Linked DNA regions of Homo sapiens: regions 2 and 3 are each linked to region 1. A link is a loop called in an ENCODE intact Hi-C map of the cell type or tissue named here. Cell type or tissue: endothelial cell of umbilical vein. All regions are shown on one strand.

Region 1 (2,500 bases):
AGCTTGGAACTCCTGGGCTCAAGCAATTCTCCTGCCTCAGCCTTCAGAGTAGCTGGGACTACAGGACCATGCCACCACGGCTGGCTGGTAGTTGAGCCTTTTGATGCAAAGTTTCCTCATCTGTAAACTAGGAATTACCAGAATTCTCAATTCGTAGGGCCACCAGAGGGTTTCAATGAGCTAGGAAGAAACATAAAGCACTAAGTAGACATGTGGCACACGGGACATGCACAGGCACGGTCATTTAATATTTGCTAAGTCCCAGTAGTTATGAGTGAGGAAAGGCCTTTAGAGACCATGGGAGCTGAGGCTCTGAGCCTGGAGCTAAAAGTCAGTTTCCCAGTTTCCAGCTCTAGAATCTGAACAATGCACTTGGGCGACAACCTCACAATGTTGGGAGACGTAAATCAGAGGCTGATGCATCTGACTCCCCAATGCAGACCCCAAACCCCAAGCCATTCTGACTGAATAATCTCAGTTCGTTTGCAAGGGGAAAGGGGGGCTTCTAGGACATCAGCAGGAGGTCGGGAGGTAATAACAAACGGTTGCTTGGTGAAGAACGAGTGGGACCTGACTTTCTTTGCATTCACTGAGTTCCCCACCCTCCACCCGAAGGAGTGTCCGGGGGGACAGCGTGATTCCGATGGGCCTGCGAAGAAGGGTGGGGATTAAGGGGTCGTGGTTCGAACCCTGGCGCTGCCAATGACCTTTGGCTGGTTAAGCGACCAAGCCGAACCTCAATTTCGTCAACTGCACGGCGCGGGCGATACCGTTGCAGGGGTTGCATGCCACGGTGCCCTCGGCGCCCGGGGCCCGGCACGAGGTCTAAACATCGCCCCCGGACCGGAGATCCCCGCGGCGAGCGCAGCTCGCGCTTCACCCGCACAACGGATGTCCCAGTCCCGCGGCTCGGGCGCCCGCAGGCGTCGCCGGCCGCTACTGTTTACATCGCGGACAGCGTAGGCGTCAGCCCCGTGCCCGGCGCCGGGTACCCGCTCCCCTCGGCCCGCCCGCGGGACCCACCTTGTACAGCCGCTGCTCGTCAGGAGGCCGCTTGAGGATGCCCTCGACGATGCGCTTCAGTTCGAACACCGTGCTGGACTCCTTGGCGTCCGTGAAGATGGTGGTCTTGTGGCGCCGGATCATGAGGAACACGTCCTGGGGGCGGCGGGCCGGCGTGAGCACGAAGCCCGGGCCCCCCGCGCGGCCCAGCCGCCCCCCGCCGCCCCCGGCCCGGCCCGGCCGCCCCTCCCCCACGCCCGCTCACCATCGCGGCTGCTGCCTCTCCCCTCGACGCGCCGGCGCAGCCGCGCTCCGCCCCGTTCCCGGCAGCCCGCGCGTGGCCCAGCATGCCCCGCGCCGCGTCCCTTCCCCCGGCGCAGCCCCGCCCCGTGCCGCCCCGCAGCCGCCGCCATTTTAAGTGATCTGGAAGCGGGCGGTATCGAGGGGCGTGCGGCCGCCATCCCGACGGCGGGCATGGCCTTTGGAGGCGGTGGCGCCGTCTTGGGACTGGCAGAGGGGAGGTCCCCGTGTTGGTGCGGTCCGGCGGGCTCCAAGCTCGGGCACACCGAGCTCGGGGCCGTCTTGTCGCGGCGTAGTCGTGGCCGCCATCTTGGGCAGGCTCCGCATTTGGGGTCTTCTGGCCGCCGTGCTGGGGACAGTCACCCCCGCTCCCTGACCCGGGCTGGATGCGAGGACTGTCGCCGCTCAGAGGGGCTTATGACCTGTGAAGAGCCCTGGGGGCTGCTGTTGGGCTTAGGGATGGCCCGGGCGAACTCCTTGGGCTAGAAGAGGAGGCACGGGAGCGGTTGGCGACCGCTCTTCGCAGGAGGAGGGAAGGGGCAGCTCCTTGCCCCAGGAGCCCTGGGCGCCTGTCCGCCTTCCTGCTTGGCTGCATTTCGGCTCTGAAAAGGCCTAGAGACTTGATTCTCCTGGCTGGCCGCTCTTTCCACCAAGGCCCTGTTTCCTGAATGCTGGACACTATCCTGCATCGCCCCAAGTTACATTTACATGAGAGTGAGGGCCCCCCACTTGACCTCTCCCTTGCAGAGACACCCCAGGCTGGGTCGTGCTGGGCGGGTGTCGGAGGCGGCGTTGGAGAGATGAGCCAGAGGGTGGCCCTGGACGCCAAACCGCCCTGCAGTCCTCCGAGCTGCGCTTTGAGGGCTGTTGAGAGAGGGGTGGAAGGTGGAGGTGCGATTTTTGCCTCGGCATCTAGAGAGGCGAAGGAGCAGCCCTGGGCTCCGCTGCTGACTGTGGCCATGGGCCGTTAACCTCATCAAAGCCCAGTTTCCTCCTGTTGTAGATGGGAGAGGAACAGTTTTTGAACTGCGTAGAACCTCGGCAAGTCTTAGCGCTGCATTTGTGTTTTCTAAGCTGTAATTCTAGTTATTGCTACTTTTGACTTGTGGAATGTGGCTCCTCCCTGGGGAGTCCTCCAAAGTCCCTTCCCTCGTGTGACTTCCTTCACTGCGGTTCACTGCAGCCCCTACCCCCGCTC
Region 2 (2,500 bases), 140 kb after region 1:
GGTTTCACCGTGTTAGCCAGGATGGTCTCGATCTCCTGACCTCGTGATCCGCCTGCCTTGGCCTTCTAAAGTGCTGGGATTACAGGCGTGAGCCACCGCGCCAGGCTTTTTTTTTTTTGAGAGGGAGTTTTGCTCTTGTTGCCCAGGCTGGAGTGCAATGGCAGGATCTTGGCTCACTGCAACCTCCACCTCCCGGTTTCGAGTGACTCTTCTGCCTCAGCCTCCTGAATAGCTGGGATTACAGGCATGCACCAACATGACCATCTAATTTTTGTATTTTCAGTAGAGACGGGGTTTCTCCATTTTAGTCAGGCTGGTCTCAAACTCCCGACCTCAGGTGATCCGCCTGCCTCGGCCTCCCAAAGTGCTGGGATTAGAGGCGTGAACCACCGTGCCTGGCCTTAAATGTTTTTAAGTTATAAACATGTAAAATAAAATTCGCCAATGAATAACAAATATGACCAGAATAGAAAGGAAATAGTAGGAAAGACCAGTGGATTGAGGGCTAGAACGTAGTGTCTTGTCCAAGTAATATTTTGGTCTTTTTTGGAAACAAAAACTTGTTTAGAAAGATAGTCTTTACTGAATTTGTTAATTGGATTTTGCTTTCTTTTTTTTTCTTTTTTGAGGCAGAGTCTCCCTCTTTTGCCCAGGCTGGAGTGCAGTGGCATGATCTCGGCTCACTGCAACCTCCAAAGCAATTCTTCTGCCTCCACCTCCCAAGTAGCTGGGATTACAGGTGCTCACCACCACTCCTGATTAATCTTTTGTGTTTTAGTAGATGTTATCCAAGGTGGTCTCGATCTCCTGACGTTGTGATCCACCCACCTCAGCCTCCCAAAGTGCTGGGATTACAGGCGTGAGCCACCACACCCAGCTGCTCTCTGATATATGCGTGTATATTTATTCATTTGTTTTAATTTTTTGTTTCTTTTTTTTTTTTTGAGACGGAGTCTTGCTTTGTCTCCCAGGCTGGAGTACAGTGGTATGGTCTCGGCTCACTGCAACCTCTGCCCCCTGGGTTCAAGCGATTCTCCTGCCTCAGCCTCCCGAGTAGTTGGGATTACAGGCATGCGCCACCACACCCAGCTAATTTTTGTATTTTTAGTAGAGACGGGGTTTCACCATGTTTGCCAGGATGGTTTCGATCTCTTGACCTCGTGATCCGCCTGCCTTGGCCTGCCGAAGTGCTGGGATTACAGGCGTGAGCCACCGCGTCTGGCCTATTTTTTGTTTCTTGAGATGGGGTCATGTGATGTTGCCCAGATTGGCTTCAAACTCCTGGGCTCAAGCCATTTTCCTGCCACAACCTCCCAAGTGGCTGGGACTACACATACGCACCACCATGCCCAGCTCGAAGTACTACTTTTTGTAAATATAACATTTTGGAAATCCTCTTGAATTTTTTTTCCAACTTGGAAAAATTTCCAAATTCTTGTTTGAAAACATTGCCACCCGTGTAATTTTACCAAGGCAATAGGAACATTTCAGGAGCAACACCACCATCTTGTGGCCATATGGAGTATTGCTGCTGAGGATTTAAATTTGCGCTTCCCCCGTGACGGGTGGTCCTGCCTTATGTAATGGTCCTTTGGAAAGACTCCAGGTGGCCTCTGGTGGGGGCTTCCTGCTCTCGAGGGGGATACAGTAGCAGACATGATTGAACGCAGTGTGTGCTACAGAAAAGCAAGCGCCTTAAAGGCATTAGTTCAACAATGGAAGTAGTTGTGCATTTGAGTGGCAGGATTAGGGGTCATTTTAGTATTATAGTCTTAACATTCTGAAATAGTTTCTATATATTTTTAGAATATGATATTAGAACTTAGAAAATTTCACAACATATAATGCATGCCACCCCTTCTTTGATGAGTAAACCAAACCCAAGAACAAGAAGCTTCTGATGTTTAGTAGAGCACCTGTAATCCCAGCACTTTAGGAGGCAGGTAGGTAACTAGAGGCCAGGAGTTCGAGACCAGCCTGGCCAAAATGGTGAAACTCCATCTCTACTAAAAATACAAAACAAAATTTAGCCATGTGTGGTTTCAGGTGCCTATAATCCCAGCTACTCAGGAGGCTGAGGCCTGAGAATCGCTTGACCCAGGAGGCGGAGGTTGCAGTGAGCTAAGATTACGCCATTGCACTCCAGCCTGGGTGGCCGTGAGACTCTGTCTTAAAAAAAAAAAAAAACACTTTTCCACCAAGAGACCCTTGGAATCTGAGTCATTCTGACCATTGTTTGTTTGTTTGTTTTTGTTTTTTTGAGATGGAGTTTTGCTCTTGTTGCCCAGGCTGGAGTGCAATAGCGTGAGCTCCTGCCTCAGCCTCCCGAGTAGCTGGGATTGCAGGCATATGCCACCATGCCTGGCTATTTTTGTATTTTTAGTGGAGACGGGGTTTCTCCATGTTGGTCGGGCTGGTCTCAAACTCCCCACCTCAGGTGATCTGCCCACCTTGGCCTCCCGAAGTGCTAGGATTACAGGCGTGAGCCACAACGCCTGGC
Region 3 (2,500 bases), 62 kb after region 1:
ACAGACACACAAATACCCACAGACACACACACCCACACACACAGACACATACACATACACACACCTACCCCACAGAGACACATACAGAGACGCAGACACATACACAAATACACAAACACGTATGTACACACACACACACATGCACATAAAAGTACACCCACACCCATCCACACACAGGCACACACAAACACACATAAATACACACCCACACACAGACACATCCACACACAGACAGGCACACAGCCTGGACAGGGGCCTCCTGGATGGGAGTGGATCCTGGCACAGGGCTGATGGCACAGCAGCCCTGGTCAAGGTCATCTGGGGAAGAGACTGGGGGGGGTCCTTGGGCACGGTGGCTCACGCCTGTCATCCCAGCACTTTGGGAGGCTGGGGCAGGCGGATCACTTGAGGTCAGAAGTTCAAGACCAGCCTGGGCAACATGGTGAAACCCTGTCTCTACTAAAAATACAAAAATTAGCCGAGCATGGTGGTGTGCACATGTACTCCCAGGTAGGCTGAGGTGGGAGGATCGCTTAAGCCCAGGAGGTCGAGGCTGCAATGAGCTGAGATTGAGCCACTGCACTCCAGCCTGGGCAATAGAGCAAGACCCTGTCACAAAAGAAAAAAGGAGAGAGAAACTGAAGGGGCTGATATGCAAGGAGGGAGGCTGAGTGCTTCTGAGACATCCTTGGTGCTTCAGGCCTATGTGACGGAGGGCTGCCAACTCTAACATTAAAGCAGAAATCCAGAAGTGAGGATTTTGTTTTAATCCTTCACTTTCCCTCCTCACTAGATTTCTGGAAGGAGTTATTTATGAGTGAAGAGCTGGAGAATCCATTCGCAAACTGATGCATGAAAGTGATTAGCAAGAGAAAGTTGTGAGACAAAACAGAGAAGCTGAGAGGCCAGAAACCTCTACCCAGGACGCTGAGCTCCTGGCGGATCCGATGAGTCCCTCCAGGACACCGTCCACCCTGGGATGAAGGCAGAGGAGTTGGAAGGAGGCGAGGCCGTCACGGGACAACAGGACCCTATGAAGGTGGGCCCACAGCAAAAGGAGAGATGATTCTAGAGCATCCAGTCTTCTAGGGCAGCAAAACAACCTAAATTTTCTAAGAGGCCACCCAGCTGAGGGTGCCCCCGGGGAGGGCTGAGGCGTCAGGGTGACGGCTCCACTGCCCACTCACCTGCGACCTCAAAGCCCCTCTCCTCCTTGGGGTGCTCCTGACAGCCACCTCCAGGGCAGGCGAGTGGCGCTGGGACAAAGGCTGGCCCGACTGCGCCCCACCCAAGCAGACGGTCCTTCCCCCAGACCTGGCGCCAAACTGGAGTGAAAGCCCGACCACCGTGTCTCACAGGGAAACTGACACCAGATGCGAACTTCCAAATGGATCCCTCCCTGCAAGTGTGGAGCTGGCGCTACCAGGCACTGCTCTGGCCATGCGTCTAAGACACAGGCAGAGGGCGCTGCCCACCACGCTGGCGACGGCCTCAAAGCCCCTGTTCATGCCTGGGACAGCGCCCAAGGACCTTGCTCATGCCTGGGACAGGCCCCAGGGCCCCCACTGGCTGCAGTCAGCAGCGGGCAGGGTGGTGGGGGAAGGTATGGACACTCCGTGGGCCGGAGCTGGGAGAACAAGGCCTATTATTGGACACCTGGTGGCCATGGCAACCACACAAGGATGCCTGAGACTGAAAATCTGTGGGCTTCAAGGAGCTCCAGCTCTTGCACTGGCTGAGTCACAGTGACTATATAACTCTTACTCCCACTTTTGGGACACTTTTTGAGAGGGACAGGGATCCTATCTAACTACACGGGACAGACATCGCCCAAGACCGTCCTGAGCAAGCCTGGACGCTGTGACCCTAACGATGAAGGTGTCCCGCAGACAATGTCCGGGGCAGGCACCATGCTCTCCCAACCTACCACAGCCAGATGTTTTTGTAAAGAACAATAAAAATGAATTACTAGAAAAGCAAAGACATAAAATACACATAAAAAACCTACAGTTTTTATTATTAGATTCCATCAATCCTACCAGAAAGGGGATCCCGGACTCCATGGCTCATGGTTCACAGGGACCCAAGCAAGCATACGGTCAACAGCTCAAGCAGCAGCACTGGGTGGGATCTGGAGGTGCCTGAGTGGGATCCTGGGGCACCTGGGCGGGCCCCAGACATGCCTGAGTGAGATTCAGCCAGGGTTCTCTGAATCCAGTCTGTGTAGCTTAGCACCTGGGTGTAGACACCAGGCCGGAAAGGCCGGGCACAGCCGAATCCCCAGCTCACAATGCCGGCCTGGATCCACGTATCATTGATGGGGCAGACCAGCGGCCCCCCGGAGTCACCCTGGGGGAGAGAGAGGGAGGGCCCCATGAGGTCTGCATTGAGGGAGACACCTGGGCCCCAAGTGCCTTCGAGAATCTGCTGCTGAGGCCAAGGAGCTAGGCAAGGACTCTGGTCCCTCTGGAGACCCTGAGGTGTGGGACATGGGGAGAAA

The links. Hi-C counts contacts between places; a loop is a spot of excess contacts. Peaks named below come from ENCODE experiments on the same cell type or tissue, not always from the same donor. Only the 100,000 strongest peaks of a DNase experiment are listed, where the experiment ranks them.
Region 2: it touches region 1 in a loop (3-fold over the local background); 7 of 110 quality-filtered maps call a loop at or near these places.
Region 3: it touches region 1 in a loop (2.3-fold over the local background); 11 of 110 quality-filtered maps call a loop at or near these places.

What each region holds. Positions count from the first base shown.
Region 1 is chr16:2,775,970-2,778,469 of GRCh38, forward strand. ELOB (elongin B) reads right to left here and starts at 1,311. Exons shown (of 4, transcript NM_007108.4): 1 at 1,268-1,311; 2 at 1,024-1,158. The coding sequence starts at 1,270. RefSeq lists a silencer at 1,302-1,431 and enhancers at 1,502-1,641, 2,289-2,500. In endothelial cell of umbilical vein, no CTCF peak of the experiment used is centred here; DNase peaks (open chromatin) are centred at 1,392 and 1,612; H3K4me3 peaks cover 2,269 bases; H3K27ac peaks cover 1,184 bases.
Region 2 is chr16:2,918,340-2,920,839 of GRCh38, forward strand. All of the region lies in intron 2 of FLYWCH1 (FLYWCH-type zinc finger 1), which reads left to right. Among named protein-coding and RNA genes, the nearest start is that of FLYWCH1, 7.7 kb to the left of the region's middle. In endothelial cell of umbilical vein, a CTCF peak has its summit at 1,524 (motif pointing left); a DNase peak (open chromatin) is centred at 1,502.
Region 3 is chr16:2,837,583-2,840,082 of GRCh38, forward strand. LOC124903628 (a long non-coding RNA gene) reads left to right here. Exons shown (of 2, transcript XR_007064946.1): 2 at 794-1,994. It also overlaps the pseudogene PRSS30P. Among named protein-coding and RNA genes, the nearest start is that of ZG16B, 8.5 kb to the left of the region's middle. In endothelial cell of umbilical vein, a CTCF peak has its summit at 1,463; a DNase peak (open chromatin) is centred at 1,499.